2 separate regions of the Mus musculus genome follow, and region 1 is linked to region 2. The links are chromatin loops, found by intact Hi-C in ENCODE. Cell type or tissue: heart. All regions are shown on one strand. Each heading gives the region's core, and the rest is flanking DNA. Links, peaks and the distances in the headings are about the cores only. Region 1 holds the start of Oog2 (oogenesin 2). Region 2 holds the start of Pramel26 (PRAME like 26).

Region 1 (16,055 bases), core at 3,594-11,593, 380 kb after region 2:
ATATAAGACTGATGCTCACTTTGACAAAAATTGCATTCAGATACAGCTCACTCCCTTGTGTCCTTGTGTGTTTGTCACCCTTCTCATTGCCAGCTCCTGCCCACATGTCTGGAGCCTTGATTTCTTCTGAGGATTGAGGGGGGGCCAACTGAGGCTGGTCCGCAGCAGCGACCATTGCCCTCAATCTCAGAAAAACAGAAGCAGAGAACAGCAGATTACTATGACTTCTTATGCTGACTGGTCATCAAAGCATATTGCAGAGAAGCCAAGACTACATAGTAAAACATTGTCTCAACAGAAATATGGAGACAGAGGTTGTGCTAATTGATGGTTCATCCTTAGTGAGCTTGTCTGCTCTTTCAACTGCCCCTGTATCCCATACCAGCTTCAATTGTATGGTTACAGCATTCTATAACACCAATGACAGGTAATGTGTTACCTTTTGCTGGTCTCCACTGGTACTGTGGAGATAGGAAACAAAGGATAAGTGAAGGCAAAACTCGCAAACACATGCAGAAAAAGTTATGTGTTTTCATTTATTTCTTCCTGAGAAATAAATACACCCTATGAATATGCATGTGATGTAGATAATATCAAATTCTGATATCTAGTAGAGATCAACTTCAAGTGGACTCTGATTCAAGTGGTCCTATACCAGCTGTCACTTCTGTTTAGAGCATTCCTACTGAATACTTCCTACAAAGAACTTTTTCATGGTCACCAGATAACAACAGTGACATTGAAGCAATGGAGCCACTAGTCTATATTTTCATAAACATACCAATGATGATCAAGAAGTATGTATTAATTGTTTTATTGCTACTGGTGATGGCTACAAAAGGAGTGCAGAGGTCAGCTTGGCAAAATGTTACAAAACAAAGACTTTAATCCCAAAAGAATAGTGACAACTCAGGTTTTATTTCACAGAGTAAAGGCTGTAGAAAAGGAAAGAGACATTTGTCATCTACTAGTGTCCTTTGAATACAAGATGATCTCTGAAGAAATATGGCCCCATAAGCGTGTGCTAAGCATGCTGGGGATGGTAGTACAGCACTCAGTGAGAGAACGTGGGTGAATGAGGATCTCAAGTCCCATCTGGGACACAGGAGAGAATTTTTGAAAAGTAATTAAAAGTGTAAAAGAAGCAGGAACACTCTCTGCTTTGTTCTATTGAGTCTTTCTCTGAGATGTTGAGTCTTTCAAAGGACCCAACTGAAATTCCAAGTCGTATCAGCTCACAATCATCTAAAACTACAGACCCACAGGGTTCTACTACTTTGGCTTCTGGAATTTTCATCTATGTTAACCTTTCTCATTAAAGACACACACAAACACATGTTTAAATATGACAAAAAAATTAAAGTGTGACAAATGACCTTATCACCCCCAAAATTGAAAGAATATATATATGTGTATATATATATATTCATTTATATTTATATTTGTATTTATAAAATTGAATGAATATATATATATATACTCAAATATATATGTATATATATAATTTATGTCTAGCATACTGGAGTGATCATGTGATTAAATATTCACAAATGCTTTTCATTTAAAAGGTATTTTTTTTCTTATTTTGGCTAACTTGGATTTTGGTCTTCTTTCGTTTCGTTTCTTTCCTTTTTTTTTAATTTTAATTTGTTAGTGTAGTGCTGGCTGTACTTGAAATTGCTCTGCAGAATATGCTGGCCTGAAACTCAGAGATCTCTCTGCATCACCTCCTTACTGAAGTAGAGACTTTAGTTTCTTTGGAAAGTTAGTTATAACAAATGATTTTTCCCTGGGGTATATAGCTGAAAGGATGCCTCAGAGAAGAAAGACTGTTTTCCTGAAGCAGACACAGGTGAAAGGATGCTTCAATATACTGGACAAGTAAAGGATGCTTGATAAAGGAGTAAATATGGCCACACAGATAGTTGGAGACCAGCAGTGCGCTTTGGTTTGTATTGCTCTAGCCCACTACTTTTCACTAACTGCACCCATGTATTGGTTTGATTTGAGCTAGACTTGTAATAATGCTGCTATTAAGATTAACTTGTCAAGAACAACTTGTGAATTTCCTATGACAGCTTGCCACTTCTGTGGCGTCTCCTGAATCCAATTGGCAACCCTAATGGATTCTACAGGATTGAATACAGCTGCAGATTCCTGCCTAATATCTCCCTTCTGAGAGGACTGGACTGGAGCTGATTGTTGCTGTACCTGGGCTGCCTTTAGTTTCTGTGTATCCAGGAGCTCAGGACGTCATTCAGCACACCTGTCCACAGGGACATGACTGAGTCAGAAAAGGTCTGATAAAGCACTAAGTTTCCAAATATTCATGCATTGTCCTAGGAACTGTAAATCCTCCCCATTCCAGAAACCACCAGAGGGCCAGAGTCCCTGATCTGCAATGCAGGAGAACTCATGGTACCCTGTTGTATTCTCTAGGGATCTCAAGTCCACTCAGCAGTCTCAGTATATAGAGGCTCTCACAAGGAACCCAGATAAAATTAACCTTTGTCTCAGGAGGTAACAAAACATGTTCCTCTGAATCTCATTTCCCTTTAGAAAGGTTATTCAGGAGAAAGCAATGTGAGCAGCCTCTTGACATGGCAAAATGACACTGATTATCTATTAAGGCCCTCAAAAGAGGCAGCACTACTGTCATATGCCCAACAACATAGGTTCTGCTTTCCACAGATTGAGTCTGCCAAGGACAGACTGAGGAGAATCTGTGAAATGTATTGCATTACTCTTTAATTTGAAGTTATTATAATATCCTGTGTGGCAGTGGGCTTTATTATACTAAATTAGAAAATCAGGTAGGTCTGTGAACTGGTGACCACCTGGCTGTAGATCCAGGCTGTGTCTAAAATTTAAAAGTGATCCAAGACATTCAAATTTTCTCTAAGCAGCTCTGGAGCCATGTAACGACATAAGACTACCCTGAGAGACTGTGAATCTGAGATAGACATGCCACTAAATCCTTCAGCTTGTATTTCTTTCCCTCCTGCCCTTTCTCCTCTCACATTCTTTCTGTGGTAGCTGTGGAATTTCCACATTGAGACAGAATACACTTCAAGACAAGTCTGAGCTATGTGGTGAACTCAGTGTCAGAAATCAAAGAAGAAGTCATCCAAACCAAATGAATGTTGGGAAATCCTACACAGTAGAGAAGAGTTAGAATACCAACTTGGTCTTTTCCATTTCATTTTTCATGAAGTGCTGGAGAATGGAGGAGGAAACATGGGAATCACTGAGCTGAGACTGGGACAAGGATGAGAGTTTGTGTGGGATGCAAGAGACCTTCTTGCCCCATGTTGATCTTATACAGCCATTGCTGTGGTTTCCTGCCATGCCCTGAATCCTGTCCATGCTGATACTCACAGGCCTCAGACTAGCATGCTATGAATAGTGTGGGCAGAAACTAGAAATTCATGTCCTGGGTGTTGACCTCAATATATAGTGAGCATGAGTTTGGATAAGAGCTATATGCTTGGAGTCTAACCATGGTTTTGAATTCTGAGATCCACCTGTCTATGCTTTTTTGTTCATCATTATTGCTGTGATGAAGGGCATGATGCAAGCTACTTTGCTTCAATAGACCAGTTGTTGACTCTCTGCCTGGCCTAAGAATCTTCCTCTGTATGGATCTGATTCAATTTACCTACACCATCCAAATCTGAAAATGAGCAAGTGGGTAGAGACTCAACTATTGATCCAGAGGCTTCATTTGACTCCAAGGGTGTGGCTACAAAGGGATGGTTCAGCTGAAAACTATATAAAGAGTCAAAGCAGGCATAGAAACGATCAGTTTTTGAAACCAGGAGTTGCAGCTTTCCCCTGCCTGAATATGGTGATGTGTAACCATTGTCCAGATCAAGTAAGTCCCTCAGCTCCATAAGGATGCTTATCTCACACAACCTAGTCTAGCCTTGTCCTCACTTGAAATTTGCTCATTTAATGCATTACTTGGTGGTTCTTTTTTAAAATGAGTTCCCTCTAAGAAAGTTTGCCTGACCTGTATCCTGGGTATTTTGTACTCTTTGACTTATATCACTTAACAATAGGTACATGACATGCATGGGATTTTGGATCTGCATTACCTCACTCAGGATGGTATTTTCTAGTTCTGTCCAATTGCCATCAAATTTTTTGATGTCCTCATTTTTTGTTACCTGGATTGTTTTCCATTGTGTAAATGAACTATATTTTCTGTATCCACTCTTCAATCGAGCGCTATCTACATTGTTTCTAGCCAGCACGTGGCTATTACGAATAAGGCTGTTATGAACATAGCAAGTGTCCTTGTGGTATGATGGGGTGTAATCTGGGTATAAAACCTGGAGTGATATAGCTGGTTTGTCAGGTAAAAGTTTATCCAGTTTTCAAAGAAACAACTAGATTGATTTCCAGAGTGGTTGCATCTGTTTGCAATCCCAGAAATGGAGGAGTTTTTTCTTCCTGCACATCCTTACCATCTTGTGCAGTCAATGGAGATTTTTTTTTTAATCTTAGCCATTCTGATTGTTGCAAGGTGGAATCTTAAGGTCATTTTGATTTGTGTTTCCCTTTGAACATTTCTTTAAGTGCCTCCTGTTCATTCAAGGTTTTTTTCTAGGTTTGAATTAGGGGAAGGGTTGAAGAAGCTGAAGGGGAGGGCGACCAAATAGTGATTCTACCAATCTCAACAACCTGGATGCCTGGGAGCTCCCAGAGACTGAGCCCCTTTCCTGGCAGCATACACAGGCTTGTCTAAAGCACCCAGTCCATGTATAGCAGAGGACTGCCTGGTCTAGCTTTAGTGGGAAAGACTTGAGGACCTCGAGAAGGCAGATGCTGGAAGGGTTGGTGGGGGAAGGAAAGCACCCTATTGGAGGAAAGGGGGAGTAGAAATTATATTAGGAACTATGGGAGGGGCAGTGGCTGGAATGTAAACTAAAAAGAAAAAAATTGCTGGGCTTTAAAATAACAAAGATTCTCCTACCACAAACACCTGAGGGCTGCTTAACCAGAATATCCAAGTGTGTTCTCAATTACATCTGATTATTAATTAGGTCATAATGGTTTCTGTAGGATATTTTAGTTTTATTTAGTTTTGTTTTTTGTTTCTTGAGACAATCTCACTAAGAATGTCAGGGTGACCTTCAATTCTAGGCACTTTTGGCCGGAGTGTCAGATGTAAGTTACTCGAGTGTCTTGAGTACTGATGTTTATGTCGCTTTAAGCCTGGTATTATTTGGTGGGCTTTTAATCCCAGCAACAGCAAGGCAGAGAGAGGCTGTGAGTATCAAAATATCCAGATATTATATATGTCTTTTAGAAAGGCAAAACAAGGGGCTAGAGAGATGGCTCAGTGTTTAAGAACACTGAGTGTACTTAAAGAGGTACTGTGTTCAATTCCCAGTAATTACATGGTGGCTCAAAACCGTTCATGATGTGCTCTGGTGCCCTCTTCAGGAGTGTCTGAGGACAGGGACAGTGTACTCATATATATTAAATAAATAAATAAATAAATAAATAAATAAATAAATAAATAAATAAATGGATACATCACTAAATAAATAATGAAAAACTAGCAAACAAACACAAAATACAAAAAAGAAATGGTATTTGCATCTGCTCACTAATAGTCTCTTATTTAGTGAATTCAGAATGTCCTCAAATTTGGAGGAAGAAAGCCGTATATACATTCATATGAATGTTTGTATATATTGTATATGTACATCTATATGTATATATGTGTGTGTGTGTGTATGTGTGTGTGTGTGTGTGTATAAAAGACACTATATCACAATCACAGTCTCACTTCCTCCTCTCCTCCTGTACTCATACTTGACTCCAACAGGAAGGGGTGTGTAGTCTCTAAGTTGGGTGGCAGCCTAATTTATATAGTAAGTTTCAAAGAACTTTGGGTAAGATCATGTATCAATGAAGCAAAACAAAACAAACCAATAAACAAAAGCAAGCAAGGTATTTCTATATGCTGAAGGATACATGGCCTATTCTTTACAAGGAACCTATCATGTGTTTGAAAATTCAGGAAGAAGCTAGCATGTTTTTATTAAGTATTCAATGAAAAATCTTGTTATAACTTAAACTTAAAATTTATGCCCCCTTTTCATATATTTTTTGGCCCTCCTTTTGTTTCTGCAGGTCTTAGGCTAGATTTCCTAGTATTGTTGAAGTAACCAATCATGTTATTGAACTAATGAGTCTCTTGACTTTAGCATGTGAATTATAATCTCAAACTCATAGTCTCTTCTTTAAGGATGCTATATAAAGAGTTAGAGACCATGTTAATGGCTACTGAAGGATTACTGACTTTAGTGTTTCTTTAACCACTCTATTTAGACCTCAAGCTTGGAACTTTGTGAACACCTTCTCCAAATGATTTGTATGGTCATAATCAAAGATTGATGTCAATAACTAATTATGGGAATGTCAAAGATGCTGTGACTTATTCCATGCAGGGTAGCTGGATAAATAGAGATTGTAGTTAACTTGTAAATTTATTTTCTTTCTTTTCTTTGAGGGACTGGAGAATTAAACACAGTCTCTTCATCATCCAACACCTGACTGAGGCTTCAGAGTTTCTGGTGATCCCTTCCCAGTGGGATGTATTCACCCCAGCTGTGGCTACAATTGGATGTGTTCTTTGGGAACTAGGATATTTTGGAGATACATCATAATGCAAGAAAGAAGCATAGCTTTAAAACCAGCACAGGCCAGATCAAGCAGTTCTGGATTAGACATATTATGGTGGCACAGACTGAGCAGTGATGGAACACACATGTAATCTCAGCACTTGGCAGGCACAGGCAGGCAGTTCTCTGTGGAGTTCAGGCCAGTGTGGTCTATAAGTAAGTTTCAGGACAGCCAAGGATATAGGTAGTTATGTAAAGACATTATCTCAAAGAACAAACAAAAAACAACTGAGTGTACTCAAATTGGTAAACTGGGTATTCCATCTTCATCAGTAGTGATCCAAGCCCCATATTTACCTGTCTGGGATAAAAGACTTGCTAAGTTTCTTGTCATTAATGATATTTTTCCTGGCTTCCCTAGCATGACTCTTTAGAAGAAGACACAATGAATTTCTATTCGCCACCCACTCTGATGGAGCTAGCAAGACAGTGTCTACTGAGGGATGAGTACTTGGCCATTTCTGCTCTCAAGGACCTGCCCAATATGATGTTCCCAGTGATGTTTAAGGAGGCATTTATTGATGGACATACAAAGATCTTGACTGCCATGATACCTGTGTGGCCCTTCCCATACCTTTCTGTAGGAACGATGCTAAAGAACCTCAACTTAGACACTTTGAAGGCTGTTCTTGAGGAGATAGATATACTGATTTCAAAACCAGTTTTTTCCAGGTAGGCAGGATCACCTGGGGTTGGTGAAAGTTTACCTGAGTGCTGAGAATGAACAATTAGGGACAGAGAATATTTGGAAAATTGTGGATCAGAGGCTTCTGATCTTCAATTTTTTCTTCACTCCATATTCAGGATTATTCTTCACTGGATGTAGAGGGTTAGAGGGGTACAAAGGCTTGAGCTCAGTCTTGGCTATCTGGGCAAATGATGGATAATGCGGAAGACAGAAAAGAATAGGCAAACTCAGTGAGGAATGGACCTTTTCCTGCATCCCAAAAAGATTCAAGTGAAATGAAAATGGAATTAAAGGGCTTGCAATGAAGGTAACTATGACAGGGCTAAAGATGCCCTTTGTGCAAAGAATGTTATTAATTTACTCAGTGTGGGGCTCATGGTTTCATTCGAGGCACAGGAATAAGCAAAGTTTTGGAACAAAAAGCTGAAGTGTGAAATGTAAGAGGTAATCAAACGATAAAATGTGTTGTCCCTTACCTTCTCAAAATTATACTCGTTTCTACCACAGTAGGTGCAAACTCAGAGAGATCACTTTGAGCCATGATTTGGTTGTGGTATGGGCTGGATCCCATGAAGTTGAAGGCTTACCAGAGTTCATGGAACAGGAGAAGCCAGTTGAGAATAGTCCTGGCTATGGGACAAAGAACAAATTGAAAGTGACAACAGAACTCCAATTCATGGAGGGCCACCTTGATGAATGTTCCACTTACTTGTTGCAGTGGGCCTACCAGAGAGAAGATTCCATTCATCTACACTGTAGAAAGCTGAAAATTTATGGCTTAACCAAAGCCGCAGTCATAGAAATGTTCAAAATTGTACATGCAGAATATATAGAAGATCTGGAACTATCTTGTCTTTGCCTAGAATATTTGGATTTTCTTAATCCCTATCTGAAACAGATGAGCAATCTACTCTCACTCACACTAGATGAGATCATATATACCCTCAATATAGATGATTATAGAAATCTTAATGAGGAAAAAGTGATTACAGTGATTTCTCATCTTCCTACATTCCACCATCTCCAGGAACTCTATGTACATGGTGTCATTTTTATAGAATGTCTCAGGTAAGGAAGGATTGAAAGAGTCCAATAGACAAGAGAAAACACCTCTCTTCTCTTTCCTTTTCTATTTTCTAGTTGTTTTTCTTTTGTTTTGTTTTGTTTTACAGTTTTGGTAGTCCATGATGGTCTGGTCACTATAAACCTAGCAGTAATAGAGACATAGCATATATGAGCAAATGAACTATGTGATAAGATATATATGGCCGGATATAAGCATGGTTCTTATTGCTCATGTTTAGAGCTCAGAAATAGGTTGAGTAGATGAGAAATATGTAACACTGAGGTTCATGGCGAAGAAAGGATCATGGACCTTGGAGGCACAAAACCTCTGAGAACTTTTAAAAATAGCAATAGGAAGTTGTTAAATTTTATTTGGGTTAGGTATTTCTTCCTACATACACCAAGTTGGCCTGATATATCCATTGGTGTGCTTTCTTGCCAGGTCCTGAATCATGTTGCTATGGACAGGCCTCAGACTAGAATGATCTGAGTTGTGTGAACAGACAACAGAAGGCAATGTCCTGGGTGGGGTTTGACCTCAATGTATTGTCAGACTGAGACTGAGAGAAGTGTCATCTGCTTGTCTGCCAATCTATCAACCCTGATTGTCACAATTTTCCAGAAAGCAACCATTTCTTCTCTCCCCAGGTGCCTGAAGAAGCCCTTGGAAGTACTTTCGTTCACTGACTGTGACCTCTCACAGTCAGACTTGGATTACCTCCCCTATTGCCTGAATATTTTTGAGCTCAGATCTCTCCACCTGACTGATGTACGTTTAAGTAATTTACTTCTTGAGCCCCTTGGGTTTCTCCTTGAGAGAGTTAGACATACCCTGAAATCCCTGCAATTAATGTCATGTGAAATGGGGGAAACTCACTTCAATGCCCTGCTGCCTGCCCTAAGTCAATGTTACCAGCTCACAGTAGTTAATTTCTATGGTAATGAACTCTCTCTGCTTTTCCTGAAAAAACTTCTACACCACACAGCTAAGCTTAGCCAGCTAGCTGATGAGCTATACCCTGCCCCTCAGGAGTGCTATGATAATAGGGATGTAGTACTATCACACAGATTAGAAAATTTTTGTTCTGAGCTCCTGGATATACTCAGGGCCATAAGAGAGCCCAAGAAAGTCACCTTTGGTACAATCAAATGCTCCAAGTGTGGTGGGTCCTATGTTTATGATCTGGAGACCCAATGTTGCTTTTTTGAAAAGAACCCTCCCTGGGCTTGATTTTGGAAGAGAGAAATGGTAGCGTACTATTGGGAATTGATATCCTAAGTGAATGTCCCTTGCTGGAAGGAACATAGATGTGTCAACCACCTAATTTTCTGAGACACATTGAAAAGAAATAATTGTCCTCAGAGCTGGTGAAGAGTATTGCATCTACAAAAGATGTTAAGCACTATTTTATTCTCTAGGATTATTGTAGTTTGTGTGTGTTACAATACAGGCATCCTTGCATGAAAATGTTGTTCCCATCTGTTGACTGCATACAATAAATGTGTTGACTTTCTGGGGTGCTGGTATGTCTCAATCAGAGCACAGAGCCTAATCATTCCCAGCATCTATAGCTCTGTCTTGTTTCTTCATTCCTCATAACCATAATTAGTTCAACCTCAGATATGTGTAGCTTCTTGAATCTCAGGAACAGTTCTCATGAATTGGACCCAAAGCACAGGGCTTCACAAAGTGTTCAACATTTGGGAAACAGATTTGTATGTAGTACATTCAGATAACAAGTGACTTAGATATGGAGAAAAATGGGGTGAAGGAACAGGGTTTTTCAAAAGTCAAGAAAATGAAGACCAAGTGAATACCAAGCAGGCATAAGTCAGGAACTATTTTCTCCTATTTGTCATTTGCGGGAAGATATTATATACAACATATGAACAATCAGAGACCTGATATCAAAATGAGAAGGACATGATGATGTGGCCTTAAATGATCTAATGCTTTATTCTTCCAGGACAGTTTATATGTTGTATAAGAAGAGTTTCTAACACCATCCCCTGATTCCCTGTGACTGGTTCTCTTGGGGGTCTCCAAAACTTCATGTGTAGTACAGCTTCTTAAAGATACTGAGGTGATTAAACAGCAGGCTGCTAAGATTTCTCTATGGAACGTATCTCAATCTCCTTACTCACTTTAGTTCATCTCTTTAACATCCAGGCTAGCCACTGGACCTGTACCTAATTCCATGGAGCTCTGCCTCACTTGCTTGTTATGGGGATTATTGTTCTCTGTAGAGTCCCTGGTGAGCTGAGATTAAATATGTGCATATCCATGAGAGGCAATTTTCTTTTTTTAAAGAAAATGTACCAAGATTTTCTTCATGAGAGTCTATGAATAGCCTTACACAATTTAAAACTGAGTTTTCTGGAAGGATGCCCATAGAGAATGAAAGATGTTTCTGGCTGGAGTTAGGAATGAACAATAATGTAGGTATACTCAGAGTCAGCCCAAAACACCATCAGACCAAGTTCTCAGCACAAAAGAGATCTATGTGCTTCAGAGGGACAAAGGCGAAGGGATAAAAGACAATGACAGGAGATAGAAGACAAAGCAGAGAGGAAGAGAACAAGGGAGAGGGTAAAGTGGTATTCGTGTTTGGGGACATGGCAGGATCAAAGGACTACCTCTGGATAGAAAGAGAATACCTAGCCTATAGGTCAAAGGCATGTTATAGAGGTTAAAGGTAAACCCCATGTGAGCATAAGGTATTTAATTTTAATTGGAGTGGGTAATTACATAAGTCAAAAGAGACTTTTCATTGCTAGACTTGAAAGCTTAGTCTTGGTAGTGACTCTCAAGAAGAGGAAATATCCAAATAAAGGAAGGGACGTTGGGGTCTACTTTTATAACTGAAATATAATGGTTTTTAGGAAGGCACAAGGATGGGGAATAAGGACCAGGTCTGCCAGGACCATGTTTGCTGTTGTCAGGCTGGCAATGGTCACATCACTGAGGCAGAGGATTTGAGAAAGTAGGAGTTTCAAATTAATCTGCATATCAAGATCATGTATCAAAAATTAGTCAAAAACAAAAACACAAAAATCTAACCCCAGAACAAACTACATATATAGCACCTCACTCAATTTACTAGTACATGACTAAATAAATAAGACTCTGCTGTGGGAAATAATACACTGAATGGGCCTCCAGAATTTCATGCTTGTGTGAATTCTTTAGCTTTCACAAAGGGAACTCCAACAATGAAGATAATGAAAATAGTCCCAGACAACATTTGTTTTGGACACAAGCAACCAATCAGAAGGCAAGTTTTGGTTTTAAGTTGGAACAAAGAGGGAGAGCAGTGAGGGTTTAATGAGCCTGGTTCTCAGTTTTCATATAAATTGCACTGTGTTAAAACCTAAGATACTATGAGTGAGGTTTTTGTAAAATATTACTACTTTCCATAGAGAGATGGGTGCAGAGGATTTATTTTTACAGAAATAATGTGAAATACTGTAAAAATTAGGTTGAGAGTACTTTATACATACAGGAAAGAAAAGGAAGTTATTTTCCATTATGAAACACACATGGATGTTTATGTATAAGGTGAACAGAAATAAAGACCTATGTCAAAAAAGACAAGAAAAAAGAATAAAAATTGATCAGAAGGATTTGAAACTGTCTTACATTCTAGGTGGGGTAGCACATGCCATTAGTTCCGTTATTGTTCAGGAAGAAGCATGGAGATTTCAGTGGGTTGGGAGTCAGCCTAATCTAAGCAGTGAGTTCTGGCCAGGGATATTTCAGTGAGGTCTTTTCTGAAATGACAGCAGCAATAACAACAACAACAAAAAATACAAAACACTGCAATTACAATCAAAACCATGTCTTCATCCAGTTCTTCTAAAAAGACTGAACTTATGCTCTTCTGTCCCATCTCCTTTCTAATGATTCTAGATCTGATGGAGCACCCCAGTGGAGGAAGGTGATCTACAGGCAGTGAGGGCTGATTGGAAGAAACTAAACCCAGGACTAGGCAGTGAGTCTCATATTCTCTCCTCTCAGAGTCTTCTCTGATTCTGAAGCAGTGAGACACCTGTCCCTCACAAATCTCCCTCCCAGATCTACCTGCAAAGTTAAAACTGCCAGTTTATTGGATACCTGAGTCCTACCACATAATACATATATTTCATTTACTGTCTAAAGGGATGATGTTCCCTCTATGAAATACCAAATACCTGAGAATTGCTTGAACTTCCAGAGCCCAATTATTAAATCTCTGCACAACACTGGTTTATTTTACTTACTTAGTTGCTACTTTGTTTTGTAGTCTTAGATGTATCTTTGAGACAAAGTCCATTTTTAAGGCTTAGATTGATTTCAACTCTCAGGAATCCTCCTACCTCAGCCTTCCTACTAGGAAGACAGTTTAGATCTAACCCACCAGGCTGAGTTCTATTTGCCTTTGTCCCACCTAATTCTGAGTGTAAGGCAAGTTGGTGTTACTTTATCTTTGATAGTAGGGATATCCAAACCAAACTTCATTGGAAAACATCTTCACAGAACCTTATAGAAACATCTTGTTACAACAGTGAAATCTGTTCTGAAATATAGAATACCTAAGTTGGGAGCTCTGTCCGTCATCTGCTATGTTAGTGACGGAAAAGTTTGAGACAGGAGGATGGCTTACGTCCATTAATACTAGGCAATGGTTCTAAATATGTAGCAGAGTAGGAAGAATTTTTCAAAAACAATTATAAGCTCAAGGGTCACTTTCTCCAAATTGGATATGTTTAAATATGCCTGTCAACCCAGAAAAGAACTGAAGTGAGTAGTAGACTGTGATAATTTCCATAGAGAACATCCACTTCTCTGCAACCTGCTGTGAGTTAACTCAATACCTTAAAGAAGCTGCACTACACATGAACGTTGGAAGTCCCATGTGAGAAACTGTCAGAGGGAACTAGATGGCATTAGGACTATTTCTCTGCCTACAAAGTGAAGTTCTTCTTAACCAACATATAAATGGTTCTGGAAGTATAAGAAGTAAGTACCTTAAGGTCACATAATGTACTTCTCATTTTTATATCAGGTCTCTGAGTATTAAAATGTTGCAATTATTGTCTTCCAGCATAGGTTAAATACAGAGATATAGTTCCTGAAGTGTGGCTGCCTTGGTATTCACTTGGTCTCATTTTCTTTATTTTTTTAATTAGGTAATTTCTTCATTTACCTTTCCAATGCTGTGCCAAAAGCCCCCATACCACTCCCACTCCCCTACCCTCCTACTCATACTTCTTGGCCCTGGCATTCAACTGTACTGAGGCATGAATAGTTTGCAAGACCAATGGGCCTCTCTTTCCAATGATGGCCAACTAGGCCATCTTCTGATACATATCCAGCTAGAGACATGAGCTCCGGGGAATACTGGTTAGTTCATATTGTTGTTCCACCTATAGGGTTACAGATCCCTTTAGCTCCTTGGGTACTTTCTCTAGCTCCTCCATTGGGGGCCCTGTGATCCATCCAATAGCTGACTGTGAGCATCCACTTCTGCGTTTGCTAGGCCCCGACATAGTCTCACAAGAGACAGCTATATCACCGTCCTTTCTTCTAGTGTATGCAAAAGTGTCAGCGTTTGGAGGCTGATTATGGGATGTATCCCCGGGTATGGCAGTATCTAGATGGCCCATCCTTTCATTTCAGCTCCAAACTTTGTCTCTGTAACTCCTTCCATGGGTGTTTTGTTCCCAATTCTAAGAAGGGGCAAAGTGTCCACACTTTGGTCTTCGTTCTTCTTGATTTTCATGTGTTTTGCAAATTGTATATTGTATCTTGGGTGTTCTAAGTTTCTGGACTAATATCCACTTATCAGTGAGTACATATCATGTGAGTTCTTTGTGATTGGGTTACCTCACTCAGGATGATGCCCTTCCGTTCCATCCATTTGCCTAGGAATTTCATAAATTCATTCTTTTTAACAGCTGAGTAGTACTCCATTGTGTAAATGTACCATATTTTCTGTATCCATTCCTGTTTTGAGGGGCATCTGGGTTCTTTCCAGCTTCTGGCTATTATAAATAAGGCTGCTATGAACATAGTGGAGCATATATCCTTTTTACCAGTTGGAATGACTTCTGGATATATGCCCAGGAGAGGTATTGCAGGATCCTCCTGTAGTACTATGTCCAATTTTCGGAGGTACTGCCAGACTGATTTCCAGAGGGGTTGTACAAGCTTGCAATCCCATCAACAATGGAGGAGTGTTCATCTTTCCCCACATCCTCTCCAGTATCTGCTGTCACCTGAATTTTTGATCCTTAGCATTCTGACTGGAGTGAGGTGGAATCTCAGGGTTCTTTTGATTTGCATTTCCCTGATGTTTGAAGGTGGTGAACATTTTTTCAGGTGCTTCTCAGCCATTCAGTATTCCTCAGGTGAGAATTCTTTGTTTAGCTCTGAGCCCCATTTATTAATGGGGTTATTTGATTTTCTTGAGTCACCTTCTTGAGTTCTATATATATTGAATATTAGTCCCCTATCTGATTTAGGATAGGTAAACATCCTTTCCCAGTCTGTTGGTGGCCTTTTTGTCTCATTGATGGTGTCTTTTGCCTTACAGAAGCTTTGCAATTTTATGAGGTCCCATTTGTTGATTCTCAATCTTACAGCACAAACCATTGCTGTTCTATTCAGGAATTTGTCCCCTGTGCCCATATCGTCGAGGCTTTTCCCCACTTTGTCCTCTATAAGTTTCACTGTCTCTGGTTTTATGTGGAGTTCCTTGATCCACTTAGATTTGACCTTAGTACAAGGAGATAGTAATGGATCAATTTGCATTCTTCTACATGATAACTGCCAGTTGTGTCAGCACCATTTGTTGAAAATGCTGTCTTTTTTCTACTGGATGGTTTTAGCTCCCTTGTCAAAGATCAAGTGACCATAGGTGTGTGGGTTCATTTATGGGTCTTCAATTCTATCCCATTGATCTACTTGTCTGTTGCTACAACAGTACCATGCAGTTTTTAATCACAATTACTCTGTAGTACAGCTTTAGGTCAGGCATGGTGATTCCACAAGAGGTTCTTTTACCCTGGAAAACAGTTTTTGCTATCCTAGGTTTTTTTGTTATTCCAGATGAATTTGCAGATTGCTCTTTCTAATTCATTGGAGAATTAATTTGGAATTTTGCATTGAATCTGTAGATAGCTTTTGGCAAGATAGCCATTTTTATTATATTGTGTGGGGAGCAATTACGGACTTCCTGGCCAGCCGGGCAGAAATCTGCTCCAGGTAGTAAACAAGCCCATGTTTGGTGGATGGCCCGCCCTTAATCCCTGATTGGCTGAGCAAGCCTGCCTGGTGAGGTGATGTGACCTGTGGTGATTGGTAGGGGGGAGGTTGTGGCTGGAGTGGAGAAAAACACTTGTAACCAGGGAGGCTGGGGATTTTTAAAGAGAAGCTGCCTGAGTAAACTGCTTTAAGAAGAACCTGGTGGTTGTGTCTTTCTTGCTGGTCAAGTGGGATGCGACAATATTCATCCTGCCAATACATGAGCATGGGAGATCTTTCCATCTTCTGAGATCTTCTTTAATTTCTTTCTTCAGAGACTTGAAGCTCTTATCATATAGATCTTTCACTTCCTTTGTTA
Region 2 (16,055 bases), core at 3,407-11,406:
GTTTTTGAAAAACTCTTCCTTCTTTGCTACATATTTAGAACCATTGCCTAGTATTAATAGATGTAAGCCATCCTCCTGTCTCAAACTTTTCAGTCACTAACATAGCAGATGACGGACAGAGCTCCCAATTAGGTATTCTATATTTCAGAACAGATTTCACTGTTGCAACAAGATGTTTCTACAAGGTTCTCTGAAGATGTTTTCCAGGAGGTTTGCTGTGGATGTCCCTACTATCAAAGATAAAGTAACACCAACTTGCCTTACACTCAGAATTATGTGGGACACAGGCAAATAGAACTCAGCCTGGTGGGTTTATTCTAAACTGTCGTCCTCGCAGGAAAAAGGCTGAGGTAGGAGAATTCCGGAGACTTGAAATCGATCTAAGCCTAAAAAATGGACTTTGTCTCAAAGATACATCTAAGACTAAGAAACAAAGTAGCAACTAAGTAAGTAAAATAAACCAGTGTTGTGCAGGGATTTAATAATTGGGCTCTGGAAGTTCAAGCAATTCTCAGGTACTTGGTATTTCATAGAGGGAACATCATCCATTTAGACAGTAAATGAAATATATGTATTATTTGGTAGGACTCAGGCATCCAATAAACTGGCAGTTTTAACTTTGCAGGTAGATCTGGAAGGGAGATTTATGAGGGACAGGTGTCTCACTGCTTCAGAATCAGAGAAGACTCTGGAAGGAGAGAATATGAGACTCACTGCCGGGTCCTGGGTTTAGTTTCTCCCAATCAGCCCTCACTGCCTGTAGATCACCTTCCTCCACTGGGGTGCTCCATCAGATCTAGAATCATTAGAAAGGAGATGGGACAGAAGAGCATAAGTTCAGACTTTTAAGAAGAACTGGATGAAGACATGGTTTTGATTGTAATTGCAGTGTTTTGTATTTGTTGTTGTTGTTGTTATTGCTGCTGTCATTTCAGAAAAGACCTCACTGAAATATCCCTGGCCAGAACTCACTACTTAGATTAGGCTGACTCCCAACCCACTGAAATCTCCATGCTTCTTCCTGAACAATAATGGAACTAATGGCATGTGCTACCCCTCCTAGAATGTAAGACAGTTTCAAATCCTTCTGATCAATTTTCATTCTTTTTTCTTGTCTTTTTTGACATAAATCTTTCTTTCTGTTCACCTTATACCTAAACATTCATGTGTGTTTCATAATGGAAAATAACTTCCTTTTCTTCCCTGTATGTATAAAGTACTCTCAACCTAATTTTTACAGTATTTCACATTATTTCTGTAAAAATAAATCCTCTGCACCCATCTCTCTATGGAAAGTAGTAAAATTTTACAAAAAACTCACTCATAGTATCTTAGGTTTTAACACAGTGCAATGTGTATGAAAAATGAGAACCAGGCTCATTAAACCCTCACTGTTCTCCCTCTTTGTTCCACCTTAAAACCAAAACTTGCCTTCTGATTGGTTGCTTGTGTCCAAAACAGATGTTGTCAGGGACTATTTTCATTATCTTTATTGTTGCAGTTCTCTTTGTGAAAGCTAAAGAATTCACACAAGCATGAAATTCTGGACGCCCATTCAGTGTATTATTTCCCACAGCAGAGTCTTATTTATTTAGTCATGTACTAGTAAATTGAGTGAGGTGCTATGTATGTAGTTTGTTCTGGGGTTAGATTTTTTTGTTTTTTTGAATAATTTTTGATGCATGGTCTTGATATGCAGATTAATTTGAAACTCCTACTTTCTCAAATCCTCTGCCCCAGTGATGTGACCATTGCCAGCCTGACAACAGCAAACATGGTCCTGGCAGGCCTGGTCCTTATTCCCTATCCTTGTGCCTTCCTAAAAAACCATTATATTTCATTTCTCAAGGTAGACCCCAAAGTCCCTTCCTTTATTTGAATATTTCCTCTTCTTGAGAGTCACTACCAAGACTAAGCTTTCAAGTCTAGCAATGAAAAGTCTCTTTTGGCTTATGTAATTACCTACTCCAATTAAAATTAAATACTTTATGCTCACATGGGGTTTACCTTTCACCTCTATAACATGCCTTTGACCTATAGGCTAGGTATTCTCTTTCTATCCAGAGGTAGTCCTTTGATCCTGCCATGTCCCCAAACACGAATACCACTTTACCCTCTCCCTTGTTCTCTTCCCCTCTACTTTGTCTTCTATCTCCTGTCATTGTCTTTTATCCCTTGGCCTTTGTCCCTCTGAAGCACATAGATCTCCTTTGTGCTGAGAACATGGTCTGATGGTGTTTTGGGCTGACTCTGAGTATACCTACATTATTGTTCATTCCTAACTCTAGCCAGAAACATCTTTCATTCTCTATGGGCATCCTTCCCAAAAACTCACAGTTTTAAATTGTGTAAGGCTATTCATAGACTCTCATGAAGAAAATCTTGGTACATTTTCTTTAAAAAAGAAAATTGCCTCTCGTGGATGTGCACATATTTAATCTCAGCTCACCAGGGACTCTACAGAGAACAATAAGCCCCATAACAAGCAAGTGAGGCAGAGCTCCATGGAATTAGGTACAGGTCCAGTGGCCAGCCTGGATGTTAAAGAGATGAACTAAAGTGAGTAAGGAGATTGAGATACGTTCCATAGAGAAATCTTAGCAGCCTGCTGTTTAATCACCTCATTATCTTAAAGAAGCTGTACTACACATGAAGTTTTGGAGACCCCCAAGAGAACCAGTCACAGGAAATCAGGGGATGGTGTTAGAAACTCTTCTTATACAACATATAAACTGTTCTGGAAGAATAAAGCATTAGATAGCTTAAGGTCACATCATCATGTCCTTCTCATTTTGATATCAGGTCTCTGATTGTTCATATGTTGCATATAATATCTTCCCGCAAATGACAAATAGGAGAAAATAGTTCCTGACTTATGCCTGCTTGGTATTCACTTGGTCCTCATTTTCTTGACTTTTGAAAAACCCTGTTCACCCCATTTTTCTCCATATCTAAGTCACTTGTTATCTGAATGTACTACATACAAATCTGTTTCCCAAATGTTGAACACTTTGTGAAGCCCTGTGCTTTGGGTCCAATTCATGAGAACTGTTCCTGAGATTCAAGAAGCTGCACATATCTGAGGTTGAACTAATTATGATTATGAGGAATGAAGAAACAAGACAGAGCTATAGATCCTGGGAATGATTAGGCTCTGTGCTCTGATAGAGACATACCAGCACCCCAGAAAGTCAACACATTTATTGTATGCAGTCAACAGACGGGAACAACATTTTCATGCAAGGATGCCTGTATTGTAACACACACAAACTACAATAATCCTAGAGAATAAAATAGTGCTTAACATCTTTTATAGATGCAATACTCTTTACCAGCTCTGAGGACATTCCTTTCTTTTCAGTGTGTCTCAGACATTTAGGTGGTTGACACATCTATGCTCCTTCCAGCAAGGGACATTCACTTAGGATATCAATTCCCAATAGTATGCTACCATTTTTCTCTTCCAAAATCAAGCCCAGGGAGGGTTCTTTTCAAAAAAGCAACATTGGGTCTCCAGATCATAAACATAGGACCCACCACACTTGGAGCATTTGATTGTACCAAAGGTGACTTTCTTGGGCTCTCTTATGGCCCTGAGTATATCCAGGAGCTCAGAACAAAAATGTTCTAATCTGTGTGATAGTACTACATCCCTGTTATCATAGCACTCCTGAGGGGCAGGGTACAGCTCATCAGCTAGCTGGCTAAGCTTGGCTGTGTGGTGTAGAAGTTTTTTCAGGAAAAGCAGAGAGAGTTCATTACCATAGAAATTAACTACTGTGAGCTGGTAACATTGACTTAGGGCAGGCAGCAGGGCATTGAAGTGAGTTTCCCCCATTTCACATGACATTAATTGCAGGGATTTCAGGGTATGTCTAACTCTCTCAAGGAGAAACCCAAGGGGCTCAAGAAGTAAATTACTTAAACGTACATCAGTCAGGTGGAGAGATCTGAGCTCAAAAATATTCAGGCAATAGGGGAGGTAATCCAAGTCTGACTGTGAGAGGTCACAGTCAGTGAACGAAAGTACCTCCAAGGGCTTCCTTAGGCACCTGGAAAGAGAAGAAATGATTGCTTTCTGGAAAATTGTGACAATCACGGTTGATAGATTTGCAGACAAGCAGATGACACTTCTCACAGACTCAGTCTGTCAATACATTGAAGTCAAACCCCACCCAGGACATTGCCTTCTGTTGTCTGTTCACACAACTCAGATCATTCTAGTCTGAGTCCTGTCTATAGCAACATGATTCAGGACCTGGCAAGAAAGCACACCAATGGATATATCAGGCCAACTTGGTGTATGTAGGAAGAAATACCTAACTCAAATAAAATTAAACAACTTCCTATTGCTATTTTTAAAAGTTCTCAGAGGTTTTGTGCCTCCAAGGTCCATGATCCTTTCTTCACCATGAACCTCAGTGTTACATATTTCTCATCTACTCAACCTATTTCTGAGCTCTAAACATGAACAATAAGAACCACGCTTATATCCGGCCATATATATCTTATCACATAGTTCATTTGCTCATATATGCTATGTCTCTATTACTGCTAGGTTTATGGTGACCAGACCATCGTGGACTACCAAGATTGTAAAACAAAGCAAAAGAAAAACAACTAGAAAATAGAAAAGCAAAGAGAAGAGAGGTGTCTTCTCTTGTCTATTGGACTCTTTCAATCCTTCCTTACCTGAGACATTCTATAAAAATGACACCATGTACATAGAGTTCCTGGAGATGGTGGAATGTAGGAAGATGAGAAATCACTGTAATCACTTTTTCCTCATTAATATTTCTATAATCATCTATATTGAGGGTATATATGATCTCATCTAGTGTGAGTGAGAGTAGATTGCTCATCTGTTTCAGGTAGGGATTAAGAAAATCCAAATCTTCTAGGCAAAGACAAGATAGTTCCAGATCTTCTATATATTCTGCATGTACAATTTTGAACATTTCTATGACTGTGGCTTTGGTTAAGCCATAAATTTTCAGCTTTCTACAGTGTAGATGAATGGAATCTTCTCTCTGGTAGGCCCACTGCAACAAGTAAGTGGAACATTCATCAAGGTGGCCCTCCATGAATTGGAGTTCTGTTGTCACTTTCAATTTGTTCTTTGTCCCATAGCCAGGACTATTCTCAACTGGCTTCTCCTGTTCCATGAACTCTGGTAAGCCTTCGACTTCATGGGATCCAGCCCATACCACAACCAAATCATGGCTCAAAGTGATCTCTCTGAGCTTGCACCTACTGTGGGAGAAATGAGTATAATTCTGAGAAGGTAAAGGACAACACATTTGATCGTTTGATTACCTTTCACATTTCACACTTCAGCTTTTTCTTCCAAAACTTTGCTTATTCCTGTGCCTAGAATGAAACCATGAGCCTCACACTGAGTAAATTAATAATATTCTTTGCACAAAGGCCATCTTTAGCCCTGTCATACTTCCCTTCATTCCAAGCCCTTTAATTCCATTTTCATTTCACTTGAACCTTTTTGGGATGCAGGAAAATGTCCATTCCTCACTGAGTTTGCCTATTCTTTTCTGTCTTCTGCATTATCCATTATTTGCCCAGATAGCCAAGACTGTTCTCAAGCCTCTGTACCCCTCTAACCCTCTACATACAGTGAAGAATAATCCTGAATATGGAGTGAAGAAAAAATTGAAATCAGAAGCCTCTGATCCACAATTGTCCAAATATTCTCTGTCCCTAATTGTTCATTCTCAGCACTCAGGTAAACTTCCACCAACCCCAAGTGATCCTCCCTACCTGGAAAGAACTGGTTTTGAAATCAGTATATCTATCCCCTCAAGAACAGCCTTCAAAGTGTCTAAGTTGAGGTTCTTCAGCATCGTTCCTACAGAAAGGTATGGGAAGGGCCACACAGGTATCATGGCGGTCAAGATCTTTGTACGTCCATCAATAAATGCCTCCTTAAACATCACTGGGAACATCATATTGGGCAGGTCCTTGAGAGCAGAAATGGCCAAGTACTCATCCCTCAGTAGACGCTGTATTGCTAGCTCCATCAGAGTGGGTGGCGAGTAGAAATTCATTCTGTCTTCTTCTAAAGAGTCATGCTAGGGAAGCCAGGAAAAATATCATTAATGACAAGAAATTTAGCAAGTCTTTTATCCCAGACAGGTAAATATGGGGCTTGGATCACTAGTGATGAAGATGGAATACTCGGTTTACCAATTTGAGTACACTCAGTTGTTTTTTCTTTGTTCTTTGAGATAATGTCTTTACACAACTACCTATATCCTTGGCTGTCCTGAAACTTACTTATAGAACACACTGGCCTGGACTCCACAGAGAACTGCCTGCCTGTGCCTGCCAAGTGCTGAGATTACATGTGTGTTCCATCACTACTCAGTCTGTGCCACCATAATATGTCTAATCCAGAACTGTTTGATCTGGCCTGTGCTGTTTTTAAAGCTATACTTCTTTCTTGCATTAAGATGTATCTCCAAAATATCCTAGTTCCCAAAGAACACATCCAATTGTAGCCACAGCTGGGGTGAATACATCCCACTGGGAAGGGATCACCAGAAACTCTGAAGCCTCAGTCAGGTGTTGGATGATGAAGAGACTGTGTTTAGCTCTACTGTCCCTCAAAGAAAAGAAAGAAAATCAATTTACAAGTTAACTACAATCTCTATTTATCCAGCTACCCTGCATGGAATAAGTCACAGCACCTTTGACATTCCCATAATTAGTTATTGACATCAATCTTTGATTGTGACCATACAAATCATTTGGAGAAGGTGTTCACAAAGTTCCAAGCTTGAGGTCTGCAAACTACAAAGCTAAATAGAGTGGTAAAACACTAAAGTCAGTAATCCTTCAGTAGCCATTAACATGGTCTCTAACTCTTTATAAAGCATCCTTAAAGAAGAGGCTATTAGGTTTAGATTACAATTCACATGCTAAAGTCAGGAGACTCATTAGTTCAATAACATAATTGGTTACTTCAACTGTACTAGGAAATCTAGCCTAAGACCTGCAGAAACAAAAGGACAGCCAAAAAATAAATGAAAAGAGGGCATAAATTTTAAGTTTAGGTTATAATAAGATTTTTCATTGAATACTTAATAAAAACATGCTAGCTTCTTCCTGAATTTTCAAACACATGATAGGTTCCCTATAAAGAATAGGCCATGTATCCTTCAGCATATAGAAATGCCTTGCTTGCTTTTGTTTGTTGGTTTGTTTTGTTTTGCTTCATTGATACATGATCTTACCCACAGTTCTTTGAAACTTACTATTTAAATTAGGCTGCCACCCAACTTAGAGACTACACACCCCTTCCTGTTGGAGTCAAGTATGAGTACAGGAGGAGAGGAGGGAGTGAGACTGTGATTGTGATATAATGTCTTTTATACACACACACACACATATATACATATAGATGTACATATACTATATATACAAACATTCGTATGAATGTATATACGGCTTTCTTCCTCCAAATTTGAGGACATTCTGAGTTCACTAAATAAGAGACTATTACTGAGCAGATGCAAATACCATTTCTTTTTTGGTATTTTGTGTTTGTTTGCTAGTTTTTCATTATTTATTTAGTGATGTATCTATTGGTTTGTTTATTTATTTAATATATATGAGTACACTGTCCCTGTCCTCAGACACTCCTGAAGAGGGCAACAGAGCCCATCATGAACGGTTTTGAGCAACCATGTAATTACTGGGAATTGAGCACAGTACCTTTTTAAGTACACTCAATGTTCTTAAACACTGAGCCATCTCTCTATCCCCTTGTTTTGCCTTTCTAAAAGACATATATAATATCTGGATATTTTGATACTCACAGCCTCCCTCTGCCTTCCTGTTGCTGGGATTAAAAGCCCACCAAATAATACCAGGCTTAAAGTGACATAAACATCAGTACTCAAGACACTCGAGTAACTTACATCTGACACTCGGCCAAGAGTGCCTAGAATTGAAGGTCACCCTGACATTCTTAATGAGATTGTCTCAAAAAACAAAAAACAAAACTAAAATATCCTACAGAAACCACTATGACCTAATTAATAATCAGATGTAATTGAGAACACACTTGGATATTCTGGGTAAGCAGCCCTCAGGTGTTTGTGGTAGGAGAATCTTTGTTATTTTAAAGCCCAGCAATTTTTTTTCTTTTTAGTTTACATTCCAGGCACTGCCCCTTCCATAGTTCCTAATATAATTTCTACTCCCCCTTTCCTCCAATAGGGTGCTTTCCTTCCCCCACCAACCCTTCCAGCATCTGCCTTCTTGAGGTCCTCAAGTCTTTCCCTCTGAAGCTAGACCAGGCAGTCCTCTGCTATACATGGACTTGGTGCTTTACACAAGCCTGTGTATGCGCAGTCTCTGGGAGCTCCCAGGCATCCAGGTTGTTGAGATTGGTAGAATCACTATTTGGTCACCCTCCCCTTCAGCTTCTTCAACCCTTCCCCTAATTCAAACCTAGAAAAAAACCTTGAATGAACAGGAGGCACTTAAAGAAATGTTCAAAGGGAAACACAAATCAAAATGACCTTAAGATTCCACCTTGCAACAATCAGAATGGCTAAGATAAAAAAAATCTCCATTGACTGTGCATGACCGTAAGGATGTGCAGGAAGAAAACACTCCTCCATTTCTGGTGGGATTGCAAACAGATGCAACCACTCTGGAAATCAATCTAGTTGTTTCTTTGAAAACTGGATACACTTTTACCTGACAAACCAGCTATATCACTCCTGGTTTTATACCCAGATTACACCCCATCATACCACAAGGACACTTGCTCCTCTATGTTCATAACAGCCTTATTTGTAATAGCCACGTGCTGGCTAGAAACAATGTAGATAGCGCTCAATTGAAGAGTGGATACAGAAAATATAGTTCATTTACACAATGGAAAACAATCCAGGTAACAAAAAATGAGGACATCAAAAAATTTGATGGCAATTGGACAGAACTAGAAAATACCATCCTGAGTGAGGTAATGCAGACCCAAAATATCATGCATGTCATGTACCTATTGTTAAGTAGATATAAGTCAAAGAGTACAAAATACCTAGGATACAGGTCAGGCAAACTTTCTTAGAGGGAACTCATTTTAAAAAAGAACCAAGTAATGCATTATATGAGCAAATTTCAAGTGAGGACAAGGCTAGACTAGGTTGTGTGAGATAAGCATCCTTATGGAGCTGAGGGACTTACTTGATCTGGACAATGGTTACACATCATCATATTCAGGCAGGGGAAAGCTGCAACTCCCGGTTTCAAAAACTGATCGTTTCTATGCCTGCTTTGACTCTTTATATAGTTTTCAGCTGAACCATCCCTTTGTAGCCACACCCTCTGAGTCAAAAGAAGCCTCTGGATCAATAGTTGAGTCTCTACCCTCTTGCTCATTTTCAGATTTGGATGGTGTAGGTACATTGAATCAGATCCATACACAGGAAGATTCTTAGGCCAGACAGAGTCAAGAACTGGTCTATTGAAGCAAAGTAGTTTGCATCATGCCTGTCATCACAGCAATTATGATGAACAAATAAAGCAGAGACAGGTGGATCTCAGAATTCAAAACCATGGTTAGACTCCAAGCATATAGCTCTTATCCAAACTCATACTCACTATATATTGAGGTCAACACCCAGGACATGAATTTCTAGTTTTTGCCCACACTATTCATAGCATGCTAGTCTGAGGCCTGTGAGTATCAGCATGGACAGGATTCAGGGCATGGCAGGAAACCACAGCAATGGCCGTACAAGATCAACATGGTGCAAGAAGGTCTCTTGCATCCCACATAAACTCTCATCCTTGTCCCAGTCTCAGCTCAGTGATTCCTGGGTTTCCTCCTCCATTCTCCAGCACTTCATGGAAAATGAGATGGAAAAGACCAAGTTGTTATTCTCAACATTCATTTGGTTTGGAAGACTTCTTCTTTGATTTCTGATACTGAGTTCACCATACAGCCCAGACTTGTCTTGAAGTGTAGAGTATTCTGTCTCAGTGTGGAAATTCCACAGCTTCCACAGAAAGGATATGAGAGGAGAAAGGGCAGGAGGGAAAGCAATACAAGGTGAAGGATTCAGTGGCATTTCTATCTCAGATTCACAGTCTCTCAGGGTAGTCTTATGTCGTTACATGGCTCCAGAACTGCATAGAGAAAATTTGAATGTCTTGGATCACTTTTAAATTTCAGACACAGCCTGGATCTGCAGCCAGGTGGTCACCAGTTCACAGACCTACCTTATTTTCTAATTTAGTATAATAAAGCCCACTGCCACACAGGATATTATAATAACTTCAAATTAAAGAGTAATGCCATATATTTCACAGATTCTCCTCAGTCTGTCCTTGGCAGACTCAATCTGTGGAAGGCAGAACCTATGTTGTTAGGCATATGACAGTAGTGTTGCCTCTTTTGAGGGCCTTAATAGATAATCAGTGTCATTTTGCCATGACAAGAGGCTGGTCACATTGCTTTCTCCTGAATAACCTTTCTAACGGGAAATGAGATTCAGAGGAACATGTTTTGTTACCTCGTGAGAAAAAAGTTAATTATATCTCGGTTCCGTATGAGAGCCTCTATATACTGAGATTGCTGAGTGTTTGGACTTGAGACCCCTAGAGAATACAACAAGGTACCATGAGTTCTCCTGCATTGCAGATCAGGGACTCTGGCTTTCTGGTGGTTTCTGGAATGGGGAAGATTTACAGTTCCTAGGACAATGCATGAATATATGGCAACTTAGTGCTTTATCAGACCTTTTCTGACTCAGTCATGTCCCTGTGGATAGGTGTGCTGAATGACGTCCTGAGCTCCTGGATACACAGAAACTAAAGGCAGCCCAAGGTACAGCAACAATCAGCTCCAGTCCAGTCCTCTCAGAAGGAAGACATTAGGCAGGAATCTGCAGCTGTATTCAATCCTGTAGAATCCATTAGGGTTGCCAATTGGATTCAGGAGACGCCACAGAAGCGGCAAGCTGTCATAGGAAATTCACAAGTTGTTCTTGACAAGTTAATCTTAATAGCAGCATTATCACAAGTCTAGCTCAAATCAAACCAGTACATGGGTGCAGTTAGTGAAAAGTAGTGGGCTAGAGCAATACAAACCAAAGCGCACTGCTGGTCTCCAACTATCTGTGTGGCCATATTTACTCCTTTATCAAGCATCCTTTACTTGTCCAGTATTTTGAAGCATCCTTTCACCTGTGTCTGCTTCAGGAAAACAGTCTTTCTTGTCTGAGGCATCCTTTCAGCTGTATACCCCAGGAAAACATCATATGTTATAACTAAATTTCCAAAGAAACTACAAGTCTCTACTTCAGTAAGGAGGTGATGCAGGGAGATCTCTGAGTTTCAGGCCAGCATTTTCTGCAGAGCAATTTCAAGTACAGCCAGCACTACACTAACAAATAAAAAAAATTTAAAAAAGGAAAGAAACAAAGAAGGCCAAAACCAAGTTAGCCAAAATAAGAAAAAAAAACCTTTTAAATGAAAAGCATTTGTGAATATTTAATCACATGATCACTCCAGTATGCTAGACATAAATCATATATATATGTGTATATATATATATATATATATATATATTTGAGTATATATTCATTCAATTTTATGAATATAAATATAAATGTAAATGAATATATATATATTCATTCAATTTTATGAATACAAATATAAATATAAATAAATATATATATATTCATTCAATTTTCAATTTTGGGGGTGATAAGGTCATTTGTCACACTTTAATTTTTTCTCATATTTAAATATGTGTATGTGTGTGTCTTTAATGAGAAAGGTTAACATAGATGGAAATTCCAGAAGCTAAAGTAGTAGAACCCTGTGGGTATGTAGTTTTAGATGATTGTGAGCTGATATGACTTGGAATTTCAATTTGGTCCTTTGAACGACTCAACATCTCAGAGAAAGATTCAATAGAACAAAGCAGAGAGTGTTACTGCTTCTTTTACACTTTAAATTGCTTTTCAAAAATTCTCTCCTGTGTCCCAGATGGGACTTGAGATCCCCATTCATCCACTTTCTGTCACTGAGTGTTCTACTACCATCCCCAGCATGCTCAGCACATGCTTATGGGGCCATATTTCTTCAGAGATCATCTTGTATTCAAAGGACACTAGTAGATGAAAAATTTCTTTTTCCTTTTCTACAGCCTTTACTCTGTTCAAACCTGAGTTGTCACTATTCTTTTGGGACTTCTGTCTTTGTTTTGGTAACATTTTGCCAAGCTAACCTCTGCACTCCATTTGTAGCCATCACCAGTAGTAACAAAACAATTAATACATACTTCTTGATCATCATTGGTATGTTTATGAAAATATAGACTAGTGGCTCCATTGCTTCAAGGTCACTGTTGTTATCTGGTGACTATGAAACAGTTCTTTGTAGGAAATATTCAGTAGGAATGCCCTAAATAGAAGTGACAGCTGGTATAGGACCACTTGAATCAGAGTCCACTTGAAGTTGATATCAACTAGATATCAGAATTTGATATTATCTACATCACATGCATATCCATAGGCTGTATTTATTTCTCAGGAAGAAATAAATGAAAACACATAACTTTTTCTGCATGTGTTTGAGAGTTTTGCCTTCACTTATCCTTTGTTTCCTATCTCCACAATACCAGTGGAGACCAGAAAAAGGTAACTGTCACTGGTGTTATAGAATTCTCTAACCATACAATTGAAGCTGGCATGGGATACAGGGGCAGTTGAAAGAGCAGACAAGCTCGTTAAGGATGAATCATCAATTAGCACAACCTCTATCTCCATATTTCTGTTGAGACAATGTTTTACTATGTAGTCTTGGCTTCTCTGCAATATGCTTTGATGACCAGTCGGCATAAGAAGTCATAGTAATCTGCTGTTCTCTGCTTCTGTTTTTCTGAGATTGAGGGCACTAGTCCCTGCTGTGGACCAGCCTCAGTCGGCCCCCCTCAATCCTCAGGAGAAATCAGGGCTCCAGACATGTGGACAGGAGTTGGCAATGAGAAAGGTGACAAACACACAAGGACACAAGGGAGTGAGCTGTATCTGAATGCAATTTTTGTCAAAGTGAGCATCAGTCTTATATATTAGAGAAAACAAAGAAGTTAAGTGATGCATTAAGACCATCCAAGGTACATTGACGTTATCTGATACAAAATTACCTTTACAACCAAACAGATGACAGTGTACTAAAAGCTAACAGGAACCAACTGGGATAAAATCAATGTTAACAACTGGGATCAAAAGCAGCCCCACCTAAGGTCAGCTTAATTTTAGAAGCCAGGGGCAATGCTATAGTTCCAATTCTAGTCTATTGTATAGTCCACCTTCCCACTAGGCCACTGTAAATCCCTATGTATGGTAGTGGCTCAGCTATGTATAGTTCTAAGTATTTACTCTAGTTCCTTCTTAGACCACAACCTTCCTTCTTCCTAGGCCATGGTAAATTCTTGCATATGGGAGTAGCTTGCCCTGAGATTTCTAACTCTTATTCAGTAAAATACTTTTAAAAAGCATGCAAAGGCAAAAGACACTGTCAATAAGACAAAAAGACCACCAACAAATTGGGAAAGGATCTTTACCTATCCTAAATCAGATAGGGGACTAATATCCAACATATATAAAGAACTCAAGAAGGTGGACTTCAGAAAATCAAATAACTCCATTAAAAAATGGGGCTCAGAACTGAACAAAGAATTCTCACCTGAGGAATACCAAATGGCAGAGAAGCACCTGAAAAAATGTTCAACATCCTTAATCATCAGGGAAATGCAATTCAAAACAACCCTGAGATTCCACCTCACACCAGTCAGAATGGCTAAGATCAAAAATTCAGGTGACAGCAGATGCTGGCGAGGATGTGGAGAAAGAGGAACACTCCTCCATTGTTGGTGGGATTGCAGGCTTGTACAACCACTCTGGAAATCAGTCTGGTGGTTCCTCAGAAAATTGGACATAGTACTACTGGAGGATCAAGCAATACCTCTCCTGGGCATATATCCAGAAGATGTCCCAACCGGTAAGAAGAACACATGCTCCACTATGTTCATAGCAGCCTTATTTATAATAGCCAGAAGCTGGAAAGAACCCAGATGCTCCTCAACAGAGGAATGGATACAGAAAATGTGGTACATTTACACAATTGAGTACTACTCAGCTATTAAAAAGAATGAATTTATGAAATTCCTAGCCAAATGGATGGACCAGGAGGGCATCATCCTGAATGAGGTAACACATTCACAAAGGAACTCACACAATATGTACTCACTGATAAGTGGGTATTAGCCCAAAACCTAGGATACCCAAGATATAAGATTCAATTTGCTAAACACATGAAACTCAAGAAAAATGAAGACTGAAGTGTGGACACTATGCCCCTCCTTAGAATTGGGAACAAAACACCCATGGAAGGAGTTACAGAGACAAAGTTTGGAGCTGTGACAAAGGATGGACCATCTAGAGACTGCGATATCCAGGGATCCACCCCATAATCAGCTTCCAAAGGCTGACACCATTGCATACACTAGCAAGATTTTATCGAAAAGAACCCAGATGTAGCTGTTTCTTGTGAGACTATGCTGGGGCCTAGCAAACACAGAAGCGGATGCTCACAGTCAGCTATTGGATGGATCACAGGGCTCCCAATGGAGGAGCTAGAGAAAGTACCCAAGGAGCTAAAGGGATCTGCAACCCTATAGGTGGAACAACATTATGAACTAGCCAGTACCCCGGAGTTCTTGACTCTAGCTGCATATGTATCAAAAGATGGCCTAGTCGGCCATCAGTGGAAAGAGAGGCCCACTGGACATGCAAACTGTATATGCCCCAGTACAGGGGATCGCCAAGGCCAAAAAAATGGGAATGGGTGGGTAGGGAAGTAGGGGGGAGGGTATGGGGGACTTTTGGGATAGCATTGGAAATGTAATTGAGGAAAATATGTAATAAAAAATATAAAAAAATAAAAATTAAAAAAAAAAGCATGCAAGATCCTCCACATTATCACAGGGACAAATTTGGAGCATTTGTGCTATGGGAATGCCAAGGTTCCAGGACACTACATTTCTGTTAACTTTTTGCCTCAGGACTGCATCCAGATTTTTAGGGCTGTCACACGAGTCACTACTGGAATGGATGTAGCAGGTCCTCATGCCTGATAAGATATTTTTCCCTACCATCAAAGTACTTTCATATGTCACTTAATTGAGGTCAGGTCACATAGAACAAATGGTTCATAGGAAGTGAAGTCAATTTCATGAGCATGCCTTTAATGTCTTTTGCATTGCAGTGTCCATTTATTTATAGAGGAGGGGACATTAACCAGGTTCATCATGCTAGGCAGGTACTTCTTATCTTCCTATAACTCCCAGTTGCTTACAGATTATGGTGTGACTCAAAGAGTAACCTAACCACAGAGATGAGGAAGTTGTCCATAGAAAGCACCTCCTCCTGCATCTTCTATTTTACCCCACCCCCAAGTCTATCTGGCATGGGCCTGAGACTGTGAATCCAGATCTCTGATACTGTAATCTACTAAGGCAGATTACAGTAGTGCAGCCTGATCTCCCACCCATGTGTTCTTCTTTTTTATAAATTATTAGAGCAAAGTCTGATGGAGAGCCACCCAGCTGAAACTAGTCTTGAACATTTCATCCTCAAGCTATGAACGCTTGAGTGTGGCTAGGAGTGGATTCCTCACATCCAACAGTGAAACTATTTGTTTGGATCTGTCTAATGTCCCTGTCTGAGGTAGGTAGTTAGAGTGCAAGAGGCACTGTGATACCTCCAGGCTACTTTTGACAGGTGAACTGTGGTCACAAAGTTCATCCCAAATCTCAATATGGGGGTCTTCAGCAGCATACCCCTCTAATTCCTGCATTTGAGAAGAGGAGGTTGGATAATCAGAAGACCAAGGTTAGTTTTGCTCCATAGAATGTCCATATCTAGACTGGGACAGAAGAGATTCTACAGCAACAACAAACATCCTCAGTAGAGACAATAGAGAGCCTTATGATCCCATAATTAAGAACTCTACCT

Evidence for each region. Hi-C counts contacts between places; a loop is a spot of excess contacts. Peaks named below come from ENCODE experiments on the same cell type or tissue, not always from the same donor. Only the 100,000 strongest peaks of a DNase experiment are listed, where the experiment ranks them.
Region 1: a loop joins it to region 2, with 5 times the contacts of the local background. A loop is called at or near these places in 6 of 42 quality-filtered maps.

What each region holds. Positions count from the first base shown.
Region 1 is chr4:144,186,916-144,202,970 of GRCm38, forward strand. Oog2 (oogenesin 2) reads left to right here and starts at 3,802. Exons shown (of 5, transcript NM_198661.3): 1 at 3,802-3,874; 2 at 6,527-6,590; 3 at 7,060-7,370; 4 at 7,894-8,454; 5 at 9,100-10,019. The coding sequence starts at 7,084. The coding sequence ends at 9,682. In heart, for the core only: no CTCF peak of the experiment used is centred there; no DNase peak of the experiment used is centred there.
Region 2 is chr4:143,806,806-143,822,860 of GRCm38, forward strand. It overlaps Pramel26 (PRAME like 26), which reads right to left and starts at 9,288. Exons shown (of 4, transcript NM_001005371.3): 1 at 9,214-9,288; 2 at 5,776-6,086; 3 at 4,693-5,253; 4 at 3,186-4,052. The coding sequence starts at 9,243. The coding sequence ends at 3,470. In heart, for the core only: no CTCF peak of the experiment used is centred there; no DNase peak of the experiment used is centred there.